Linked DNA regions of Homo sapiens: regions 1, 3, 4, 5 and 6 are each linked to region 2. The links are chromatin loops, found by intact Hi-C in ENCODE. Cell type or tissue: PC-3. All regions are shown on one strand.

What was found. Peaks named below come from ENCODE experiments on the same cell type or tissue, not always from the same donor. Only the 100,000 strongest peaks of a DNase experiment are listed, where the experiment ranks them.
Region 1: a loop joins it to region 2, with 9 times the contacts of the local background. A loop is called at or near these places in 4 of 110 quality-filtered maps.
Region 3: it touches region 2 in a loop (12-fold over the local background); 3 of 110 quality-filtered maps call a loop at or near these places.
Region 4: a loop joins it to region 2, with 7 times the contacts of the local background. A loop is called at or near these places in 2 of 110 quality-filtered maps.
Region 5: it touches region 2 in a loop (6-fold over the local background); 3 of 110 quality-filtered maps call a loop at or near these places.
Region 6: a loop joins it to region 2, with 6 times the contacts of the local background. A loop is called at or near these places in 6 of 110 quality-filtered maps.

Annotation. Positions count from the first base shown.
Region 1 is chr2:12,285,074-12,289,073 of GRCh38, reverse strand. All of the region lies in intron 3 of MIR3681HG (MIR3681 host gene), which reads right to left. Among named protein-coding and RNA genes, the nearest start is that of MIR3681, 88 kb to the right of the region's middle. In PC-3, no CTCF peak of the experiment used is centred here; a DNase peak (open chromatin) is centred at 1,653; H3K4me3 peaks cover 1,015 bases; H3K27ac peaks cover 2,777 bases.
Region 2 is chr2:12,048,568-12,052,567 of GRCh38, reverse strand. All of the region lies in intron 2 of MIR3681HG (MIR3681 host gene), which reads right to left. Among named protein-coding and RNA genes, the nearest start is that of MIR3681HG, 43 kb to the right of the region's middle. In PC-3, CTCF peaks have their summits at 2,053 and 3,820 (motif pointing right); DNase peaks (open chromatin) are centred at 557 and 1,987; H3K27ac peaks cover 2,430 bases.
Region 3 is chr2:12,315,702-12,319,701 of GRCh38, reverse strand. All of the region lies in intron 4 of MIR3681HG (MIR3681 host gene), which reads right to left. Among named protein-coding and RNA genes, the nearest start is that of MIR3681, 120 kb to the right of the region's middle. In PC-3, a CTCF peak has its summit at 1,629; DNase peaks (open chromatin) are centred at 891, 1,091 and 1,481; H3K4me3 peaks cover 2,017 bases; H3K27ac peaks cover 2,931 bases.
Region 4 is chr2:12,154,269-12,158,268 of GRCh38, reverse strand. All of the region lies in intron 2 of MIR3681HG (MIR3681 host gene), which reads right to left. Among named protein-coding and RNA genes, the nearest start is that of MIR3681, 43 kb to the left of the region's middle. In PC-3, no CTCF peak of the experiment used is centred here; a DNase peak (open chromatin) is centred at 2,458; H3K27ac peaks cover 1,406 bases.
Region 5 is chr2:12,301,754-12,305,753 of GRCh38, reverse strand. All of the region lies in intron 3 of MIR3681HG (MIR3681 host gene), which reads right to left. Among named protein-coding and RNA genes, the nearest start is that of MIR3681, 100 kb to the right of the region's middle. In PC-3, no CTCF peak of the experiment used is centred here; a DNase peak (open chromatin) is centred at 2,313; H3K27ac peaks cover 2,204 bases.
Region 6 is chr2:12,171,628-12,175,627 of GRCh38, reverse strand. All of the region lies in intron 3 of MIR3681HG (MIR3681 host gene), which reads right to left. Among named protein-coding and RNA genes, the nearest start is that of MIR3681, 26 kb to the left of the region's middle. In PC-3, a CTCF peak has its summit at 1,885; no DNase peak of the experiment used is centred here.

The sequences.
Region 1 (4,000 bases), 240 kb before region 2:
CAACTCTGTGCCCAGAGACCTCATTTTAGACTGAGAGTCCCTGGTTGTGCCCAAGTTCCAGCTCTGTCCAAGGGTATGGCTAACGTTTCAGGAACAGGGACCCTGAAGCAGGGCCCTGGAAGACCCTTCAGTCAGAAGACCCCATTCTGTCTTGACTCCATCTTTTAATATGCCTGAACTTTCTGAACTGAAGATTTCTGGGGAAAGACAGGTCATCAATGACTGTTCCATCCAATCTCTTAAAAGCCCTGTGAAGTAGGATGTTTTTAAAAATCCTCTGTTTTCCAGGTTAGGAACTGAGGCTTCATTAGGGAAGCCATTTTCCTGAGCTTGCACAGAGAGGGGCTTAAACAGAGCTGACATATGAACCTGAACTTCTGAAGCCAAATTCTTGGTCCCGCTCCTGCATCAAGATGCCCTAAAACGATGTTGGGAAACAAAATGAAACGTGTTCAGAAAATGATCTGAATTTATCCAGCACTGGACAAATATCCATAACTGTTATTGTCCCCCAGTATCTTGTTTGCTACTGATATGAATTCTGCCTAGCATGGTTAATTTATAAGCAAATACACATGCTCTGATTCAAGGAGGGTATTCAAGTAAGCCCTCCTTCCCTCCAACATTAACCTTGAAAAACCAATGTAAACAGGATGACAAGTTTATTGTCCTGACACTGAGCTTCCATTCAAGGCACGGAACTGGGGAGGGGAGCCACCCTTTAAACTTTCTCAGCAGTTTAAGTTTAGGATCTTTGTCTGTTCATAGTTGATGGGGGAGAGAAAAGAGAATCTATGGTCTCAAGGCGTTTGTGGTGGGGGCTGCCACCAGAGATGAGAAAGGATAAGAATGTGTTCTTGGAAGGCTGAGATGAGGTCACCTTCATCAGATAAGCATACTCCCCCAGTCTATGGCCATGTGAGAAGAGGGTCTTTGTTAAGCTTCTTCCCCAGCAACACTTTCTGGATTTATTGATTATCTCCAGCAACCCATTGTTCAATCTATCTGATCCAGACTTGGTAAGCTTTATCCCAAGGGCTAAAAATAAAGGTATAGTCAATTGACTTGAAAGAGAATAGGAAATTGATTTCTTAGAGAAGCATTTCATAAATAGTAATGGGTAACATTTATCAAATGTGTACTTTACTTAAGCCAGGCATTATCTCATTTAATCATTTCTTCTTTTAATCTTTCCAACAGCCTTTTACTAGGTCAAGACTATTGTTATGTGCATTTTATAGCTAATAAAGCAAAAGCCCACAACTTTCTCAAGGTCAAGACTCAAACTCAGGGTTGCCTAATTCAGGGCTGTCTATGCTGTTTATGTCAAGTGTTAGTTGGTGATTACCCAAAAACAAATTCTCATTTGGGTAGGTTAGTGGCTTCCTGGGTTTCGAAAAGACTCCTCTCCCAGGGGTGTGAGGGTGTGGAGCAGCCGGTGCTTGCCTTGCCAGCCTGGAGCTGTGAGCCAGACACCTTCCCAGTCCTCTACCCCAGCTGAGTGACTCTGAAATTTATGTCCTGGGCTCAGTTTGTTTGTTTTCTATGAGGAATGACATGGAAATTGGCTGTAGAACTGAATCATGTCAAAAGTTAAAGAAAGCCGAATGGCTTCAAGCACAAACTTTTGATGGTTTACAAATGGGGAATAAATAGTGAAAGTGAAGAAAAGGGAATACAGAAAAAAAAACCCTTCTGTAATTGGCAGAGACATATAACAGATGAGTAACAGGAAACGCCGGAAGGTAAGGTTCAATGCTTAAAAAGGGAGTATCTCAGGAAAGATCTTTATCATAGAGAACTTTATCATAGTGCTTCCTTTCATTTTGGGTTATGAAAGCTAAAATAAGTAGCCTTGTTTCAAGAAAACAGTTTTCCTAAAGGGCAAAGAACAAATGTATTAATGTATACTTAGTGGCTTTGGCAAGTGATTTAAAGGGAAAGTCCTACTCCTTCCAGATTGATGGCCTGCACCTACATACCCATTGGTGGCATCAGCATAAACATTTGACTGCGTCGAGGGTCCAATTTTGATTTCTTGGAGCATCAATTTTCTAACTTAAAATTGGGGCAATAGTCTTATATGACTGTTGTGCTATAGGAAATAAAATAATGATATAGGAGTTAAAAAGAAATTATTCAGGCAGATAGTGAGAATAAGGAAGTCCTCAGTAAGGTTTTCCTTTTAATAAAAAGCAGCCCTAAAATCACTTTTTTTCTAACACAAAGCAGCCTGTAAGATCAAGCTAAAGACATAGATAAGCAAGTTGGAAGCCTGCGTGAGTGAATGCCAGCAGCCATGCCAATAGGAAAAGGCTACACAGGGGTTAGGCATGTTCAACAGGGCAGCTTCATTTTCCCTTTTCTTTGTCAACCACATATGCAGTGAGGAGCAGACAACATGGAGCAGGCCAGGTGGAAAATCCATTCGCATAATAAAAGATTAGGGTGGCATAGCCAGCTTCTTTGCAAACTATGTAAACGTCACACTTGGTCCAACCAATCTTTGGGCCCTATGTAAATCAGACATCACCTTCTCAAGCCAGCCTATAAAACCTCCTGCACTTCACCACAGACCGGAAGACCCACTTGGGCTCCCCATTTTCTCTGCAGGAGAGAGAGCTACTCTCTGTTCTCTTTCTTTTATCTATTAAACCTCCAGTCTTAAACTCACTACTTGTGTGTCCACATCCTTGATTTTCTTAGTGTGAGACAACGAACCTCTGGTACTTAACCCAGACAAAGACGGCACTTCAATAATATATGGGAAAAAACAACTGTAACAAATGCTTATAATAAGCTTTATATAATATAAAGAATTGGTTGCAACAAAATCCCTCTCTTTCTCTTTGACCCCTGAATCAGATACAGCTTCAAGTCCAGAGCACAGTTTCACAGTTAGCTATTGATGTGATTTAACTTTTTCAGAGACTATATCTTAAATATTTTAGATTGTCAACCTGCTGTACAGATAGTAGTCCAGGTAATCCTAGGTAAATAGTATTTGCTGAAAGATTTTTGACTGGTCCTATGGAGAACAAAGAGCCTGAGCCAAGGAAGGTGGGCATCCCTCTTAACATTTTTCCTTAGGAAAAAAAAAAAAAAATCTCGAAGCATGGGTCTCCTAATAAAAGCTGCAATTCATACATTATGCTTGAGGCCAAATATGTAACTTGTGATGCCCAGAGTGAAATGTTATCACAGGTTCCTCAGTTTAAAAAGCAAGATAAAAGAAGATCAGGTAAACGCAATAAAATACAAAACTTTTTTCTCTAAGAAATAGTTTGTTAATTATAAAACATGATGGGGTAAAAGAAGTACATGATTAATGCTATAAACTTAAAAATTATAAAAAATAATATTTCAGTGTCACGATTTTATTTAATACAATAAATAATACTGATTAATGTGATGTCTTCCTTGATCATAACATTTTTATGTCTTGCTTTTCTGCAAATTAGGACATCAGAATTTATACTTTTTGTAACTTCATTTTCAATCTGTATAATTAAAAGTGACATCAGTCACTCTTGAAAAATGCAAGATCACAAATAATTTTTGATAGTTTTTAATTTTCAGAATAATCTTTCTGCTGATGGAACTGTTCTTGAAACTATTAAGAGTATGCTTAGGTTATGACAATTCTGATATATTTTTTGAAAATATAAATTGTACATCTGGAGTTGATGATTCTTAGAGAACATTTTTTCTAAAAAGATTTAACTCTTTATACAATTAGTTTCAGGAAAGTCTGAAATTAACTTAAAATATAAGGTTATGCAATGGTACTTCCTACAACTTGTGGTGATCATACAAGAAACTTAAAGTGACTTTATGATTTGTAGGTGATTCAAAATATCTGTTCATCCATTTTATCATTGTAGCTACAATCACAATGAAAATTCATTTTAAAATTGTCTTCCTCATCAATTCCTGGTTCATCGGAAGCTTTATTTGAAAATAGTGTTTTTCTCAAGTAAATATAGTAATCTTTGCATTT
Region 2 (4,000 bases):
GCCACCGCACCCAGCAGGTAAAAGAAATCTTATTTCCATTACACATTGATTCAGGAAATATTTAATGAGTTCCTAATAACCCTAAATAGCATGTGTACTGCATTTCTTATCAAATATATTTCCACAACCATAATCTCCTATAGTGTCCAATAGTGTCATAATGAAGATACAGTAGGAACCATTTCATTCATTTTATTTCTATTGTACCTCCTTTGGAATAGGATTTGAGGAAGTTTACAAAAAATTATAACCAGTAGGATTATTATAACCATTTTATAGATGAAGAAACATAGTTTGAGAAAGTGTATAGGACTTGCCTGACATCACACAGCAACCAATAAAACTGGAATCACAACTCAAGTCTTCTAACTCCAAACCCACACTTCCCTCTGCCCCACACAATTGCCATGTTTGGTCCCTCGTCAGGTCCTCTGGGTGCAATGATGAAGCAGAAGTAGCTCTGTTCTCATGAAGCATAATTTCAGTAAAGACCATAAGCCAAGACTGAAAACAGCTGTAATAGGAGATGGTGATGTTTGGAGAGTGATGCATGGAAGTTTGGAGGGGCATGAGTTTTATGCAATGTTGGCTGTCTGAGTCATAAAAGAAAAGCTTGGTGGAGGAGGTGGTAGGACATGGACTATTTAAAGGCAAGAAAAAGTATGTCAGGTTGAAGGAGTATTAATTGGCCAACATGTTAGAAATCACCGGCCAAAAATATCACAGTATCCCCTCCTCTCTCTCTTATTCACATAAAGTTTGGCTTTCCCAAACTACTATAAACCAGAAGTTTCTCAGGGAATGTTATGGTTCTCTTTCACATCTGGATTACAAAAGCTTCCAGGTACACTAAAGGAAACGGGAAGAAACAACCACTTATTGAGAACTTACTATATACCGGAAATTGCTGCATCATTTAATCCTCACAGCAGCTCTGCTAGGTGACTATAACCCCCATATTATAAGTGAAGAAAGTGAAGCACAAAGACTTAGTTGATGTGTCCAAAGTCAAACAACTAACAAGCAGAGAAATTGATTTGAACTCAGGACTGTTGGAAGTCAAAGCCAGGTCTCTCTGTGACTCTAAACTTTGAACCATATTACACAGCCAAGGATCAAGAAGTGCCTGTTCTATGAGTGTGAAGTTGTGAGCAAATAAATTCAGCACCTGGTGAAGAATCAGCAAGTCAAGTTGATCTAACTTAGATTTATGAAACTAAATCACAAAGAAAATGTTACAAATAAAGATAAATATATAATTTAATGTATCCAAATATAAATTCTTTTTTGAGACAGAGTCTCACTCTGTTGCCCAGGCTGGAGGGCAGTGGTGCAGTCTCAGCTCACTGCAACCTCCACCTTCCCAGTTCAAGTGATTCTCCTGCCTCAGCCTCCTTAGTGCTAGTGTTACAGGTGTACACCACCATGCCCTGCTAATTTTGATATTTTTAGTAGAGATGCGGTTTTGCCATGTTGGCCAGGCTGGTCTTGAACTCCTGACCTCAAGTGATCCGCCCACCTTGGCCTCCCAAAGTGCTGGGATTACAGGCATGAGCCACCAAGCCCAGCGAAGTATAAATTATTTATGCAAGATTTTTTCACATGGTAGAAATGTTTCTCTAATCACCATATTTTTTTCTACATTCCATAAGAAAGCTTGCTAAGATATGGTGGGTTCTTGTTTAAGTTTGTGTCTATCACATCCCACAAAAGCAATTATGATCGCCCATTGATTCATGAATGTGAATGTGGACATCATTAAATATTTACACAAACACGTTGATTACTTACTTTTATAAGCCTATGGGAAGTACCAGTCTGTTCTTTAGCACGATGTTGGAAAAAATAAGTTTCTTTGCAAATACAGTAATCAGCCCACATTCACTACTCATTAGACTAACTCTTGAAATAATCTTCAGTTTGTTTGCAAAGATGATTCACATCTGCACCAGCACAGCTGTGGTGGAACCAGAGTGAGTGTGTGTAGAAGGAAGTTCGCTTTGGGCTACGAATCCAGAGTAGCTTTCAGCATTTACAGGAACAGGAGCGACCCCACGGTAACAATAGTAATAGCAGCAACTGCAGCAAAATTCATTTCCAGGAGACCAACTCTGCCTCTGTCAATGCTGAGGTAAAGAGTAAATGGTGCTGTCACTGGAGGTGTTTGGTAGCAAAAGATACTAAGCAAGTTGCCTTCTCTCCTTTTATCCCCACCTTTATCTCTGGATTCTGACGGTAAAAGGGTTTTAAAACTATCGAATTCCCAGAGGATAATTAGTATGACTGGATTCAATGCTGACAGATAAACAGAGCATTTAATTTGTATTTCGAAATATCAAAGTAGCATAAACTGTTGTTGTTTGTTTACTGATGTCAATCTGAAGGTTCTACAATTTGCAAAACATCCCTTTGAGTAAGCAGACAGAAAAAAAAAAAGGAGAGATGAAATTTAGAATCAAGAGTGAATTAAAATCAGTTGCAAGATTTTTTTTTTTTTTTTTGAGAGGCAGAGTCTTGCTCTGTCACCCAGGCTGCAGTGCAGTGGTGCAATCTCGGGTCACTGCAACTTCCACCTCCTGGGTTCAAGCAATTCTCCTGCCTCAGCCTCCCTAGTAGCTGAGACTACAGGCATGTGTCACCACGCCCAGCTAATTTTTGTATTTTTTTAATAGAGACAGGGTTTCACTATATGTTGGCCAGGCTGATCTCGAACTCCTGACTCCACATGATCGCCCACCTCAGCCTCCCAAAGTACTAGGATTATAGGTGTGAGCCTCCATGCCCTGCCAAGATGTTTTATTAACCCATGAACTTCATGGATTTATTTTTGTCCCAGCACTACAGAAAAGGTATTTGCAACTTAAGTGTAACTCTCATCCCATCTCTTTCCACTCCTCTAAATTAGTTTGAGAGAAAAAAATTCTAAGGACAATCTTATGTCAAATGCAAACTTTATCTAGAAACCACTTTATTCAGAAACACAAATTGAAACAATTATACTCTTCTTCTACAGTTGATGTTTGTTGGTTGATTGCTGTAGTCGATGTAAGAGGTGTGTGTGTGTGTGTGCATGGGTGTAAAAAAGGAGAGTGCAGGATGGGAGAAATAAGGGTTCACTTCAAGCAGGAAAAGATGAATTTAAGTTAGGAAGTCAACTCCCTTTGAAACTGAATGACAGGGACCATTGCTACCAAATAGACACTACAAATAAAAGGTGAAAGCTGGCCGGGCACGGTTTCTCAGGCCTGTAATCCCAGCATTTTGGGAGGCTGAGGCAGGTGGATCACAAGGTCAGGAGATCGAGACCATCCTGGTCAACATGGTGAAACCCCATCTCTACTAAAAATACAAAAATTAGCCAGGTGTGGTGGCGTGTGCCTGTAGTCCCAGCTACTCGGGAGTCTGAGGCAGAAGAATCACTTGAGCCTGAGAGGCGGAGGTTGCAGTGAGCCGAGATCACACCACTGCACTCAGCCTGGCCACAGAGCGAGACTCTGTCTCAAAAAAAAAAAAAAAAAAAAGGTGAAAGCCATTAGAAATTCTTTCCTGATACAGTCTCTAAGAGTAGGTTAAGGCCATAACAGAAGAAAACTAACATTCCTTGAGTACCTGCTGGTGCCAAGTAACATGCTAACAACCATCTGTCCCAGATCAAGATCCCTGGAATCAGACTTTGAGGCAGAGAGTCACACTACAGAGCAATGCTTCTTGAAGGTACACCTCAAAGGAAATGAAGAAGCAGGTCTGGGAAGAGGGGGAAACCAAGCAACAATGCAGCTGCCACTGAGTCCTCGCTGAGCCCTCACTGGCCCTCTAGGGGGCTCTGGAGCCACGACTGCCCTTCTCCAGATCCCAGCTTGAGGCACAGAGCCTACAGCTTTGTATCTCTGCATCAGTTGGCCATGACAGGAGCTACCCTCTAAAGGGGATGAAACCTTGATTAAGGCCATTCCCTCCCTACAGCCAAGGGCAACTCCTAGTGAGGCGGGCTGTGAACCAG
Region 3 (4,000 bases), 270 kb before region 2:
TTCCATGGTAACATTACCTACAAAAATTGGTTTTTACTCAGTTATCTAGAAAATAAACAACAATAAATCTCCAAGGAGCCTTGGTAGGGAAGCATCTCTGCCTTCTCTTCAGTCTGACTGTGCTTCTCACATTAGGGTGAGGTCAGTCTTGGAATCTGTGGCAGTGAACCTGGTTTTATGCAAATCCAGGCACAAATATGGTACCTCTCCTGGGAGGGTCAATTCTACTGGAAATTTGGAGGGAAACATTATTTTGTATTAGAGACACAGAGACAGCAAAATGCAACATTGCCTGAATTAAAACAAGGCATAGAGCTTACAGTTTTGTTTTAAAACAATAGCTTACATTTATGGAGCCCTTAAATAGAGGAACTTAACATATATTAAGGATTAACATCTATTAACTTAACCTTCAGAGTAACTCAATAAGGAAGATAAAATCGTTGAAGCCAACAAGAATCCAAACTGAGAGAGGCAACAGAAGTTATCCAAGACACGCAGCTCCCAAACGTATAGGGATTCAAATCCAAGACACTCTACCCCAGAACCCATAAATATAACCACTATGTTACATTGCCTCTCACTCTGGTATTTACTGGAAAGACAGTTTTAGCTATGTCACCATAAAGCAAGGGAGTATTCATTCACTCTCTCCTGTTGGCTTTGAGTACACAGTGGAAAATTTTGAGACGCCTTGGATTCTAGCTTCCCCCATGGCTGGTGGCAGTTATATAACATGCACATCAGTAAAACAGCTGAATTGCAAATAGTCTACTAACCTGGAAGGAATGTCTGAATGCCTCCCACACCACAATGGTGCTAATTCAGTTGGGAGAGTTTTGTGGGTTTGCTCTGATTTTATTGAAATAAAGGGTTTGGCTATCATAGTTGGTAACTTGAGTGTGTCTTTTGATCCATGTAGAAATAGCTCATCTAAATGACATTTACATGTTATTCTTAACTGCCTGCGGAATCAGATAATCCTTTCCCCAGAAGGATGTCGGCAGCCTCCATAATTTGTGAAGGAAAAGCATCCGGGAACGAACATGCTGTCAGGCGTGCCTTGAGGCATGATTTCTGGGTTGATGATTCACATACTTTTATAGCTTTGGTTTTTCACGGTCTTTGTTTTTAAAAAGCAATTTGAATGTACGTGAGCTTTATGACTGTGTGTATTCTTAGGGAGGCATTTGAGAGTATTTTTCCCCACATATTTAGGAACTCAGAATGTAATCTGGGAGACAGTAGAATTTGATTTGAGGTTAGAGAGTGCCCAGGTGAATGAGAAGGCTGGAACCTCCTGTTCCAATAGGCCAGCTCTGAACTGTGCCAGGGATAAATAGACCAGGAAAAAATATTGTGTCATAAACCCAGACCTTGACTTTTCACCAAAGGTCTCACCAAATGGCGTAGGGCTGTCTCAGGGCCCGAGTGTTCTGTGCAGGATGTGAAAGTTCAACATGGAAGAATTCCAAAATGTATGACTAGTCTGAAGTCAGAGGAAAAGTACCATGCAGGCTCTGATTCACTTAGAACTCAGGGATCTGTTTGCAAAGGCAGTGGAAGAGACACAGACATTAATGTAAGTAACTCTGCCTCAGGTGTACAAGGGGAGCAGTAAAGGCCACCGCCAGGAGGCCATCAATCTGGCCAGAGCCTTGGTCAGTAGCTTTAGCAACGCATGTGTGTTGATCTGAGACTTACTTGCCTGGCAGCACTCTTCCCATGCCCAGTGTCTCACGTCCAGGTGGTAACTGTCAGTCCTGCCCTCTTGACATTCCTCAAGGCCAGCCTCATTCTACTCCCACACTCTCCATAGAGCCTCCCCATTTCTCTCCTGGATACCTGGAATAGCCTCCCACCTAAGTCCGTGGCTCCCTGCTGAGCCTCACTCTGCAAACTTTCTTATCCCTAGCTTCCAGGGACATCTTTCTAATACACAGTTCTGATTGTGTCTCTGCCCTGTCAATAAAATCTTGGGAAGCATTGCATGACAATAAGGAGTTGTCCTTATTGTCATGGCATGGATCACCCTTGATCCACGATCCTGGGCTTTGCCTCCCTTTGTGCCCCTCTTTCCACACACCACACTCTGTTCCATTGGCGTGCTGGACTCTCAGATTCTGTGCCTTTGCTGATAGCATGTGTTCTCTCTGCCTGTGACATATCTGACCTCACACCCACACTGCTTCTGGCCTGCTGGGTTAACACATTTGTGTTCTCCAAGCCTCAGATATTGTGGCTGCCCCCAGGCCACCTCTGTTGGTTTCTCCAGGGTCTTTACACACCCTCCCCTGTCAACGCAGGCTATCCTGTTGAAACCACCTTTGCAAAAATTATAGTAGTAACAAAATTATGGTAGTAAAAGATCTGATCAAACCCATCCTTATCTTGCCTTTCCCTTAATTATTCCTGGGCTTTTGGGTTAAGCTAACTTTGAGAGACATTTAGTTTATAGTTTAAATGATAATAGGCCTTCCCCCAAACTCAACTACCTCTGTAAAGTGAATGAAAGGGCATCACCTGGGGGAGAAGGGGAATCTGAATTTTGGTAAGGTGTAGACATAGATGATTGCCAGCCATTCCTGCAAATAACTCCACTATTGTAGAACCTAAGATCGGCCAATTGAGCTATCTTTTCAGGTTTTTTGCGTGTCTGACACACATGGCTCTACTTGGGCCCACTGACCCTTGCTCCTATGACCCCCATCCAGAAGCAACTGAGCTCAAGTGGACACTGTTGACCCCCTGTAATTTCATCTCTGCCCCGATTCGGCAGCAAACACCCATTACCTGGCCACCCCCACCCTCTCCCACAGACTGTCTTTGAAAAACCCCTGACCTACGAGCCTTGGATGAGATTGATTTGAGTAGTAACTCTATGTCCCACGTGGTATGGCCAGACTTCCATCCATTAAACTCTTCCTTTACTGCAACGTCATGCTCTTTATTTGTGCAGTGGGCAAGAAGAACCCACTGGACAGTTATACTGTCACTGCCACAACAGAGTGACTCATCTCTGTACCATGTCATTTTTTACCTGACTGTCTCTCCCTCTGCACTATGAGCTCCTCAAGGGCCAAAACAGTGTCTTATGTGCCACTGTGTCCACAACACCTCACATTGGGCCCAACCCTGAGTACATTTTCAGTAAATCTGTGCAAATTGAATGGAATTGAATTTACTTTATGCAAAATTGAGAGGCAGGGGAGATTTAAATGAATTATTTCTCTTCCAAACCACATGTCTGGATTATGCAAAAGGTAAAAGGATCTATCTTTGTGGCTGGTGACAATTCAGCCCCCAAAGGCAATGTGGGGTCACCACTGCTCAGCATTTCCAGGGCTCCCTTCCAGAGGAAAGCTTTGCAAGCAGGCACTTGGCACAGTCAGCCACCAACTCATTGTAGGGCTAAAAAGGTGTGCACACTATTTTGGAGTAGAACACCACTTGGGACAATTTGTATGGCTACCTAAATCCAGTGCTGCTTTCTTTCAAAAAGATAGATTTTTGTTAGTCTTCCTTGACCTTCTGCTCTTCAAAATTAGTTCCTTTGTACACAAATTATAAGGTTTAGGGATTGGAAAGAGGGAGAAGCAGACTGGTCTCCTCTTATCCCTCTGCTGTGTGGATGAGCAGATATTTGGAGAAGCTAGTGCATCCAAATTCTCTGAGCAACAGACTTCAACCTCAGGGTACTGTCATTGGGCAAGGAAAAGGTCATATCTACAAATCAAATTCACCTCTGTAAATATGGCTTATCCAATATAGGTTGAAATTCTTATTTGCACAAAGACCTGCACAACATCCTTGGAGAAAGCAGGGAAAGAGATTTGAGATGGATGGTTGGGAACAAAGAAACAAAGTATTTCCAGAGTTAATGCCCTAGACAGGCAAGCAGAGAGAACCCAGAAGTCAGTGACAACCTTCAGCTTTGAATCCAACTATCACGATGGGGAACCACACAGGTGAGATACTTGGTGACCCCCAGGAACATCCT
Region 4 (4,000 bases), 110 kb before region 2:
CCGCCGCCATGCCCTCGTAGCTGGTGGGAACACAAAATGATACAGTTACTTTAGAAAAACAGTTTGAAAGTTTCTCAAAATGTTAAACACAAACTTACCATGAAACCCAACAGCTCTACTTTTAGGAATATACCCAAGAGAAATAAAAATATATATCCACACAAAGATTTGCACATGAACATATAGCATCATTATTCTTCATAGCCAAAACTGGAAACAATGTAATTGTCCATCACACAATGGATTGATAAGCAAAATGTATTTCAGCTGTATACTTAAATACCACCCAGCATTGTAAAAGGACAAAATAGGGATAACCTGCTTCAACACAAATGAACCTTAAAAAATTATGCCAAGAGTAAAGAAGCCAGAAAAAACTATATAGCATATTATTCCATTTTTATGACACATCCAGAAAAGGCTAATTGATAGAGACCAAAAGCAGATCGGTTCTTGGCTGAAGCTAGGAGTGAGAATGGAGGTTGACTGCAAAGTCAAGGGGATTACTGGGGGGTAATGGAAATGTTCTAAAACTAGATTTGGTTTGATGGTTGCACTACTCTGTAAATTTTCTAAAACTCCTTGAATTGTACACTTACAATAGGTGAGTCTCATGGAATGTAAATTATAAATGAGCTATGTTTAAAAACAGATTAGAAACTCTGAATAAACCCCAGGCGCAGTGGCTCATGCCTGTAATCCCAGCACTTTGGGAGGCTGAGGCGAGTGGATCATGAGGTCAGGAGATCGAGACCATTCTAGCCAACACGGTGAAACCTCGTCTCTACTAAAAATACAAAATTTAGCTGGGTGTGGTGCTGCGTGCCTGTAGTCCCAGCTACTCGAGAGGCTGAGGCAGGAGAATCACTTGAACCCAGGAGGCGGAGGTTGCAGTGAGCCGAGATCGCGCCACTGCACTCCAGCCTGGGCGACAGAGCGAGACTCCATCTCAAAAAAAAACAAAAACAAAAACAAAAAAACAAAGAGAAACTCTGAATAAAAGAGAACAAAACCCCCTTAAATACCTCACTGAATGTCCTTTGTGTCTCTCATGCTGCATGAGCTGAGACCTTGGATCTCAAGCTCGTTTCTGCCCACCCTTTGAGAACTGAAGCTCCCCATGTCTGAGAGAACTCCGTGTCCAGCTTCCCCTGAACTATTCAGTTCCATTCCCTAGGAAATGCTCACCTCTTTTTGCAACCCATAATTTACACATTTCAGAGACTATTCTTTCTTTCCTTCTACCAGGTATGAGCAAAGCCCATCCTCAGATGACCTGCACAATAACTAATATATAGTCTATTATAATAATGCTTTCAGCTGCATTTTTAAGCAGAAAGCCCACTTGTAGAAGAGTTCTCATTTTTTGTTATAAAATTTTCCAATTAGATTGAGTGCATTTGACCCAATTTAAGAGAGAAGAAAATACTCTCTGGTATTTTCAGATAAGACATATTTTTTCTTGTCAGTAACAGAGCTGCTTTCTCCATTTCCAGAAACCTCTGGGCAAGGAAACATGTCAGCAGTAGAGCTAACTCAGAACTGTGTTTGAATTCAGGCTGACAAGGTCTGTTTGAATGCGGGTTCTGCAAGAATCCACAGTTTTGTGGAGTAATATGACCTTCAGCTCCACTTGTTCTATCTGCTAGACAGTTCTACTTTTCAGGGTGATCTCCTCTGGGCATGGATTCTGTCCTTAAGGCATATGTAAATTTTTAACCGCAGGGCCAAACATCTACTATGTAAAACACACAGCGAAAGGCTGCAGGGAGATGTCAGGTTGAAGTGTATTTGGAGAGATCTTCATGCTAACTTGACAATCACTTAGACATCAAAAGGATATTGTCTTCTTTCCAAATGAAGTTCTCGGCCTGCATGATGCCCAAGACCAGATCCTGCACTCCAACTCAAGTCAAAGAAAATAGAGTCGAAAGATCAAAATGACTCCATTTAAATCATAATTGGCGTGTAACATCTGTTCCCATGTACATTCTCCTGTCAAGGACACAGTCTTCAGGAGAACCCACCTGTCTCACTGCACTCTCCATCTTTACTCTAAAAATTCAGAAATCCATGTCTAGTCTTGCTCATCTAGTGCATTCTCCCCATTGTTGCCCAAATAATCTTTCAAAAAATATCATCAATTTTCTGCTCATTATTCTTTGTAGGCTCTGTCTGCTTCTGGCATAAAGTTTAGACACCCAAGCCTGGCATCCACACTATCATCTATATTTGTACTGAAACCTCTCAGCTAGGTTCCGGTTTCCTTGTGCAGCCCATAGTCTGGGGTCAAATGATTTGCCTGTCTCCAAAGGAGCCACTCACACCCATGGGTCAGCCCAGCACTCAGCTGCATCCTGTGCTGGCTTCTCCTTCTGAGACTGTTTATTCTTTCTTCAAGCCTCAGCTGCAATATAATCCACTCTCGGAAAACTTTCCAAATTGCTCTCCACCCAGAGGTTAGTCACTTCCTTCTCTTTGTCCTGTGGAACCTCACAGATACATATTTCAAAGCATTTCTGTCCCGATGCCATAGAATTGTTCATAAGTCAGTGGCCTGGAAAGACCACAAACTCTTCCAGGCCTGGCACTTTTTCATATTTATTTGGTGTCATCCTTTGGACAAAATGGGAAACATAGGAAAGAATTAATAACGAATAACAAATTGTGGAGGGAGGAGAGGGAGAAGGAAGTATTTACTCAAAGTCTCGTAGCTTGGGGGAAACAGTGGGAGGTAAGACAAGACACTGAGATAAGGAATGAGATGCAAAGAAGGCGTTGGGAATGGAAAAACAGTAAGTTTATTTGTAACATGTGGTATACCAAGGGCCTGTGGGGCACTGGGTGGGGTTGTCAAGTGGACAGTAGGGTATGCTTCTGAATGTTCCTCAATGTTTGAGGCAAAGGAGAAAGGTCAGGTTTGGAAGTGAAAGTTTTTAAAAGTCAGCAGCCTTTGTAGGTAGCTACAGCCATGGATATCATGAAAGTCTGAAAAACTGCGGAGAGCTATAAAACCCTGTATAATCAAAGATTTTAAAAGTAGACATCAACAGAATGAGAAGACATGCCCCAGACTGGGAGAAAACATTTGCAAAAGACATATCCGATAAAAGACTGTTATCCAAAATATACAAAGAACTCCTAAAACTCAGCAATGAGAAAATGAACAATCTGATTTTTAAAATAGGCAAAAGGCCTCAAAAGACACTTCACAAAAGAAGGTGTACAGAAGGCAAATAAGCGTATGCAAAGTGCTTCATATCATGTGACATTAGGGAACTGCAGATTAAAGCAGCAATGAGATACCACAACACACCTATTAGGACACCAAGGGACAAAACACTGACAGCAACAAGAGGAAAGATGTGGAGCAGCAGGAGCTCACAGCTGCTGCTGGTGGGAATGCAAAACGGTGCAGCCACTTTGGAAGACAGTTCAATAGTTTCTTACAAAACTAAACATACAAATATCATACGAACCAGCAATTGTACTTCTTGGTATTTATCCAAATGAGTTGAACGCTTAGGCCCACACCAAAACCAGCACACAGATGTTTATGGCAGATTTGTTCGTAATGTCCAAAACTTGGAAACAACCAAGATTTCCTTTAGTAAGTGAATGGACAAATAAACGGTAGTACATCCAGACAATACAATGTTATTCAGCACTAGAAAGAAATGAGCTATCAACCAGCCTGGCCAACATGGGGAAACCCTGTCTCTGCTAAAATACAAAAATTACTTGGGCGTGGTGGTGTGTGCCTGTAAACCCAGCTACTCGGGAGGCTGAAACAGGAGAATTGCTTGAGCCCAGGAGGCAGAGGTTGCAGTGAGCCGAGATCATGCCACTGCACTCCAGCCTGGCCGACAGAGTGAGACTCCAGCTCCAAAAAATAAAATAAAAAAGAAATAAGCTATCAAGCCATAAAAAGACATGGAGGAAACTTAAATGCATATTATTTAGAAAAACCAATTTGAAAGGCTATGTACTGTATAATTTC
Region 5 (4,000 bases), 250 kb before region 2:
CTATTTTCAGGTTTCTCACTCCAGACATGGGGGGGACATCTTCACTACCTGATACTGGTGGGTATATCCATTTGTTCACTGTAATGCCCCTCTCCCAGCAGGAAAGCTGGGATGGGCCAGCCCACCACTGGCTGTGGTCATATTCCTTACCCCAACTGTATTATGGGTCATGGATGATGATTCCTAAATCAAATACAACATGCAAGTATAGGAGTTTAACCCCTGAACACCCGAGCAGCTTGTCTCCAACCCACATCCAATTTAAAGGGTTCCCAGGAATGCTGGGTAAAGGTGGGAAAGAAACAGCTGCTCTGAGTTGACAATCAAGTGGTCACTTTTAATTGGGGTATTTGTTTGCTCTCAGCAGAGTCTATAACTGTCATTGAGAATACTCTACATAGGACCATGTTTTCAAAGATGTAAAGATAAAGGAAAAATATCAGAAACATACTATATGAACACTGCAGAAATATTTGAAGGGGCAGGTGGGTGGTCACGTCCCCAGATCACTCACTCTAGTATTTGAAATGCCTGTGTATTCCCAGGAGGACTGAATCAGGTAGCTCAGGAGAGGACATCTAGCACATCTGGCATTCTGTGAAAATCAGTTTTAGTTCCAAGCAGCTGTTTTGATTTTGTGACGCAGCCCATGAAGGAGACGTTGCATCTGGCACTGACCACAAATTATTGCCTCAGTGTTAGAGTCAAAGCCATGCCAATACTAAAAGATAAAAAGCATCCTTAAATTGTTTTCATTTCCTTATGTAATGACATAATTACCTGAAGACAGCAGCACAGGCTCCCAGTTCTCTATACCAGCTGAATTCTTTCTATTCAACAATCTCTAGCTTCTTTGAAAGTCTAATTAGCTAAACTGGAAAGATTTCAAGAGTCCAGCTTAAAAGGACTAAGAGGTCCCTTCTTGTAGCTGAGGAAATTGGAGCCCAAAGAGGAAAGAAACTTGGCCATTGCTGTCACCTCTGTAAACAAAAAATTATCTGAGACAGATCTCAATCAATTTAGAAGTTTATTTTCCCAAGCTTATGGATCATAACCTGTGACACAGCCTTGGGAGGTCCTGGACATGTGCCCAAGGCAGTTGAATTATAGGTTGGTTTTATGTTTTAGAGAGACATAGGACATCAATCAATGCATATAAGGCATACATTTGTTTGGTTCAGAAATGCAGGACAACTTGAAGTGTGGGAAGGGGGAGGCCTACAGGTCACAGGTGGATTCAAAGCTTTTCTGATTGGCAATTGGTTGAGTTAGTTATTATCAAAAAACCTGGGATCAATAGAAAGGAGTGTTTGGGTTAAGATAAGGGGTTGTAGAGAACAAGGTTCTTATTATGTAAATGAAGCCTCATAGGTGGCCAGAGGCAAAAGATGGCAAATATTTCCTATTCAGACCTTTAAAAGGTGCTAGACTCTCAGCCCATCTCTTCAGCATCAGAAAAAGACCTGGAAAGGGAAGAGGGCTCTCTACAGAAGGTAAGTATTCCCCACAAGAGACAGTTTTATGGGACCATTTCAAAATACGTCAAACGAGTATATTTTGGGGTAAAATACTTTGGTTTCTTTCAGAGCTCTGCCATCTGGGATGTGATGCTATACTAAGGTCAGGTTGGAATTTGGTATCTTATTGCTACAAAGAGTCTGTCTGTCAGTCTTGGGATCTGTATTTTAATATTAATCCTGGCCAGTTGTGCCTGAATTCCAAAGAGAGGTGAGTATAATGAAGCAGGTCCAATCCTCCCCTTCTCATTATGGTCTGAACTAATTTTTCAGGTTTAGTTGGGTCCCATTGGCCAAGAGGAAGGTTCATTCAGTCAGTTGGAGGGCTTGGAATTTTATTTTTGGTTTACAATTCTAATCCCTGGTAGATCAGGCCTTCTGTTGGTGAGTAATTTTTTGATGTGGCAACAGTGCAATCAGTAAACTTTGTTCTCAATATTTTTAAGACAAGTAACTTCTCAAGGGCAAATGCAAGCACAGTGCCTGTTTGTATTTGTGTCCTCGGTCCCTGGTGCAGGGCTGGGCACAAAGTAGGCACTTTGCTGCACTGATGGAACTGCACATGACTGCGGGAATCCTGGCGTGACCTTGTGGGTGACCGTGGTTGTGGCTGTGGTATCCTCTCCTCTGCGGGGTGCATGCCCCTGCCCTGCATGCTTCTCTCCTCTCCCAACAAACCACAAAGCAAGAAGGCAGTAGGGGGTGACGCTGTGGCAGTACAGACACATGAAAGACCCTGGGATTGTTTGCTTTTGTCTAGTAAAACTTGACAACAGCTTCAATTTATTTATCTTGAAAACCCTCAAAGATAATACCAACAGTTCACAGGAGGGGAATTAGTCATAGGCACACATGGTTTCCCGATATTGCCCCAAGAAAAATACCCCCCTTCAAAGTTCTCTGGTTTCAGCATCACCTAATTTATGGAACATTAGTTCAAGACCTTGAAGTTCTGATTTCATCAGAGATTCTGCCACAAAAAACTGCTGGGCTGGTCATGCCTCACCAGTCCTTGGAGAACCCTTGAAAATTTCTCTGCATTTTCCTCTTATACATATGAGCGTTTCAAATATGCCTGCTGCCCTGTCCCCACTAGGATGGCATCTGCTATTATAAGGAAAGAAATGTTTGAACAAGAGAATTTATATTGGGTTGTTTTTCATAACTCTGGTCAGTATGCAGTAAATGGGAGTTCTTGAATGCATATATATTCAACTCATAATTAGAACCTAAGATACAAAACTTTTCTCTCCTTTGATAAAAGTTGACTGAGCGTCTATTAGGTGCAGTCTCTGGGAATATAAATAAATAAATAAATAAATAAATAAATACAGCCCCTGGCCTCAGGGAGCAGAAATGACAGACAGTAGGAGCTATGACAGAGGTAATCCAGCACGTCTATTAGGTGAGCATCTATTAGGTGCAGGCCTTGGGAATATAAATAAATAAGTACAGCCCCTGGCCTCAGGGAGCAGAAATGACTGAGACAGTAGGAGCTACGGCAGAGGTAACCAGCATGTCTCAGTGCTTTGAGAAGGGATATGTGTCCAAAGGCCTTTCAAAAGACATGGGGTCTTAATTGTGTCTGAATGGGTGAAAGGAGTTGGCTAAGAGGATGGAGAAGGGAGAACACCTTGGTTCTATTATCCATAGGATAATTAACAATCTTATAGTCAAAAAGTTTTAGAACCGGGGTCCCAGCATTTCATCCACTAGGATGCCATGTCTGTGACAGGGCATGAATAAAACACAGGCATGCTGTCCCAAGCCTCACACATATGGAAAAGAGGGCAGCAGCCATGCCACTTGACCTTGGCAGTCCCCCATGAAAAGCTCACAGGTCCAGACACAGCCCACACCCACCGGAACTTAGTGCACTCCTCCAACTCTCAGGCCTGTGATGTGCTGTGTGGGTTGTTTATATGCACAGCTTCCCTTGGAGTTGTGCAGAGAACTTCCTGCCAGACTATATAAGACAGCCCTGCTGTCACTGGTTAATTTAACCATTTTGTTAAACAGATCCATCGCTTTTGGCTTGGTTGTCAGAGTTTGCGTTCTGGTGGCATCATTCATCTCACAAATCTCCATCAGGTATCAATACATGATAGCTACTCATTGGGGCGGTGGTGTCTTGATGACTGTAATCACACCTGTGCCCTTGGAAGCTTACCCTCGAGTATTCAGCCTACTCTAGACCTATGCATCTCCATAGACGTGGAAGCCTGGGAAGCGTGGTCAGTGCAGGCCTTCATGCTCTGCTCACATATAACCATATCCAGTTCCTTAGGCAGAAAGTCTTACCCTCTTCGATACATGACAGGCCCAGGAAGTGTGCATGCACAGGCACATGCTATCCCTTCTTCATTTATCTATTTTGGGTGTTTTTGTTTATTTAACATCTATGTCATAGCTTGGATAAGTCAAAGGTTGGATGATCCGAGTTTTCACTCTTGTGTCCTTCATTCATACCCTGCTGTTAGAAT
Region 6 (4,000 bases), 120 kb before region 2:
CCCACAACTCACTCTGTCAGGCCACACTGCCCACGTTTACATGTCTGTGACTCTACCACCTGCTGGTGTGTCAGTTTGACTAATTCTCTCAGTTTGTCTTGCCTTGCTTTCTTCATCTATAAAATGGGTATAGCAATACCTACCTCAGAGGTCTGTGCTCAGGATTAATTGAGTTAATATATTTAAAGTCCTTAGTGCAACATCTCCCAGAGTAACAGGCACATATTAGGTTCTCAGTAAATGTATAATTGAACACATAGAATAAGCAAATAGACACCAGCTACTTTTGTCAGCCCATGTATTAGTTTTCTGGAGTTGCTATAATAAAGTACCACAGACTGGGTGGCTTAAACAACACAAATGTATTTTTCTTACAGTTCTAGAGGCTGGAAGTTTGAAATCAAAGTGTTGGCAGGGCTGGCTTCCTCTAAGGCCTCTCTTCTTAGCTTGTAGATGGCGTCTTCCTGCTGTGTCTTCACATGGTCTTCCTTCTATTCATGTCTGCATTCCAAACTCCTCTTCTTGTAACGACATGGGTTCTATTGAATGAGCACAACCCCATGACCTTATTTTCCCTTAATTACCTCTTTAAAGGCCCCATCTCCAAAAACAGTCACATTCTGAGGTACTCAGAATTAGGACTTCAATGTATCAACTTTAGGGGAGAACAATTCAGCCCATAACAGTCCAAGTCTCTCAATTTTTACTGATGTTTTATTTTAATCCTTTGATAAGTAAACAGAAGAGACAGCCATGTCCTACTGTTGAAGGATGGACAGTGTAATGTCACAGTGCTGATATTAACATGTTCTGAGGCCTGTGTGAATGTCGTAGCTCCACTGGGCCTTGGTTTCCCGCTCTATAAAGAAAGGAGATGAACCTAGGTGCTGACTTCAGTCTCTCCCATCTCTGATGTTTGGGGATTATATGAATAACAAGTGCACACCCAAAAGGTAATTTAGAAAATGTCTTCCTTCCGTGTACCTTTGGACCAAGGGTCTCCTATCTGTACATCTAGGTCATTGTTGCCTCATGGGTTCCTAGTGGGTGCGGCTCATCTATTTGCAAATTTTTTTTTACTTCATCAAATACTAAATCTAACATTTTTATATTTCTCTAAAATGTTTCCTCTTTTTATGTGTTGCTGCACATGCATTCTGCTATAAATTGTTAACCATAGTTTAAACCTAAATTTATAAAACTCAGCCAGAATACAGAAATCAGAGCAGTACTAACCTTGAGGGGGTGAATACAGAGTAGGAAGGGGCCCGAGGGACCATCCAGGATGATGACAATGTTCTATATCATGACTGAACAGTTGTTACAAACGTACACACTGATGTAAGAAATCCATCTAGCTTTGGACCTGAGAGATTTGTGTATTTTACTAGATGCAATAATACCTCAACGAAAATATATAAATACCATAAGGATAGATTGCACTTGGTGACAGCTACCATGCAGAAATGCTGACCTATCACTTTTCTCTGAGCAGTTGGTCCTGTGATCATTTTGGAATGTGACTTTTGTACTGCCTGCAATTCAGGAAGGGAGGATGTAAGGAGACCAGAAGGTTAAGTCTTTTTCAGTACTCTTTCTATCCACATATTATCTCTAAAAAAGTGGAAGGAAAGAGGAAATTCTAAAGGAGCTGAGAAAGGGCTAGATGTGTTGGGTCTGAAATATCTCAGTATCCAGAAATGCTTGAGGGATTAGGACTCCAAGAAAGGAAGAAAGACACAAGCCAGTCACTATCTCCTGAGATGAGGCTGTTAGAGACCCAGAGAGAGACCCACTTCCCCTCTGGAAGGAGTTTCCACAGGGATGAAATCCTATTCACATTTATGCCTGTGTTCTTGCCCAGCGTAGTCCTTATCCCAGCCATTAGTGGGCACTGGGTGACTGGAGCATTCTCCCTCTGCTCCTTCAGTCCTTCAAACTTGCAAAAAAAAAGATAGATTACATAGATGATAGATAGATAAATAGTGATAGATAGATAGATAGATAGATGATAGATGTAGTAGGAGTGATTGATAGATTAGATAGAGGGACAGATATAGATAGATAGATATAGATAGATAGATAGATAGATAGATAGATAGATAATAGATAGTGGTAGATTATATAGATGATACATAAATAGATGATAGATAGAATGATAGAGTGACAGAGACAGATGATAGACAGATAGATATATTAACAGATAGTGATAGATAAATAGGTAGATGGACAGATAGAGATGGACAGAGATGATAGACAACAGAGTTATAGAGAAAGAGAGAGAAGGAAGGAAGGAAGGAGAGAGAAAGAGAGAAAGGAAGAGAGAGAGCAAGAGAGAAGGAAGGAAGGGAGGGAGGGATTCACTAGTGATTAGAGTTCTGAAAGGAAAACATCTCCTTTGGCGTCACTCTCTGACACTTAGTGTGATGGTACCAGCCCAGGCACAGCAGTGAGGACTTCCCCTCAACATGTGAAAAATAAATCTTTCTTACTTACCAGCTTCACTCTCTCCAGGGATTTTGGATCTATTCCTGCCTATGTGTGCTTGGAAAGTAGTACTAAATGGCAAATGATTTTTTCTATAATTATGTTTACATAGTATTTTTATTATATGCAATCTGAAAAATATCTTCATCATATTTTCTAACATGGGCAAATACATGTCTTAATAATCGTCTGAGAGGGCAATATCTAAATTTTTAATGTATTACCTGTTGTTTTCCTAAGTACTTAACCTTGGCCATGGTTCTACAAAGTGTCCATCCTCCAGAGGGGATGTTAGAACATCTTACGGAATGGATTCCTCTATTTATCCCACAGTAATAAAGACTTAAGTTCACACAAAAACCTGTGCACCTATGTTTACAGTGGATCTCTTCATAGAAATGGCAGACTAATTAATGGTTACTGGGGTTAAGAAGGGGATAGGAATGGAAGAGAAATGAGTGTGGCTACAAAAGGGCAACAGAAGGGCTCTTTGTGATGATGGAAATGTTCTATGCTTTGCCTGTATTAATCTCGATGCCTTAGTTGTGATATTCTCCTATAGTTGTCCAAGATGTTACTACTAGGGAAAACTGAGTTAAGGGTACACCACAGGGTCTCTGTAATAGTTCTTACAATTGCATGTGAATCAAAATTATCTCTAAATTAAAACATTAATTTTAAAAACTAAAAACAGATGCCTCAGGCATGGAAGATAGGATCACAGGCATGGGAACGGGGTGCTGGGTAAGGAGGTTCACCTATTAAAGCCACCTCTTCAATTCTTCCTCTGACAGCAAAGGTGTGGGCTTGCTGCTGCTTGAGGGGAAGAGTATATGGCAACTGGGGACCAAAAGCTCACTCTTTTCCAATGCCAGTGGATGGTGGGAAGGAGACAGGGAGAGAGAGTATGAGCACACGTCAAGCTGAAACTACCTAGACATTCCCCTCTCAGTACTAGAAAGGGACAAGGAAAGTGACAGCACAAAAGGTCTCTTGCCCTCACCAACCCCAGCAGAGCCATATCAGCTTTGAGGCTCAGTGTGGCCAGAGAGAGGGGAATCCTGAGGTTTTTCTTTCCAAGCCACCTATTTTCTTGAGTTTAATCAACTCCAAGATGTGAGCAGGGCATCCAGCAGGACTGGTAGCTACTAGGAGCTTAGGGGATGTCACCCAGGGGCCAGAGCTCCAGCTCAAGAACCCCAGATCTTTGCTCTGCCAAACACACACAGCTTGATGAGGAGGACCGGGAAGGGCAGGGGGGTTTCTGCCGGGGAACACATGGATGTGCTGCAGAGGTCGATGCACCCCCATTCCACAGGAGGTCAATGTATCCCCATTCCACAGGAGGTCAATGCACCCCCATTCCACAGGAGGTTGATGCACCCCCATTCCACAGGAGGCCGATACACCCCCATTCCACAGGAGGTCGATGCACCGCCATTCCACAGGAGGTCAATGCACCCCCATTCCACAGGAGGGGGCACAGGAGCTCTGCACTTAAGTTCACACACTG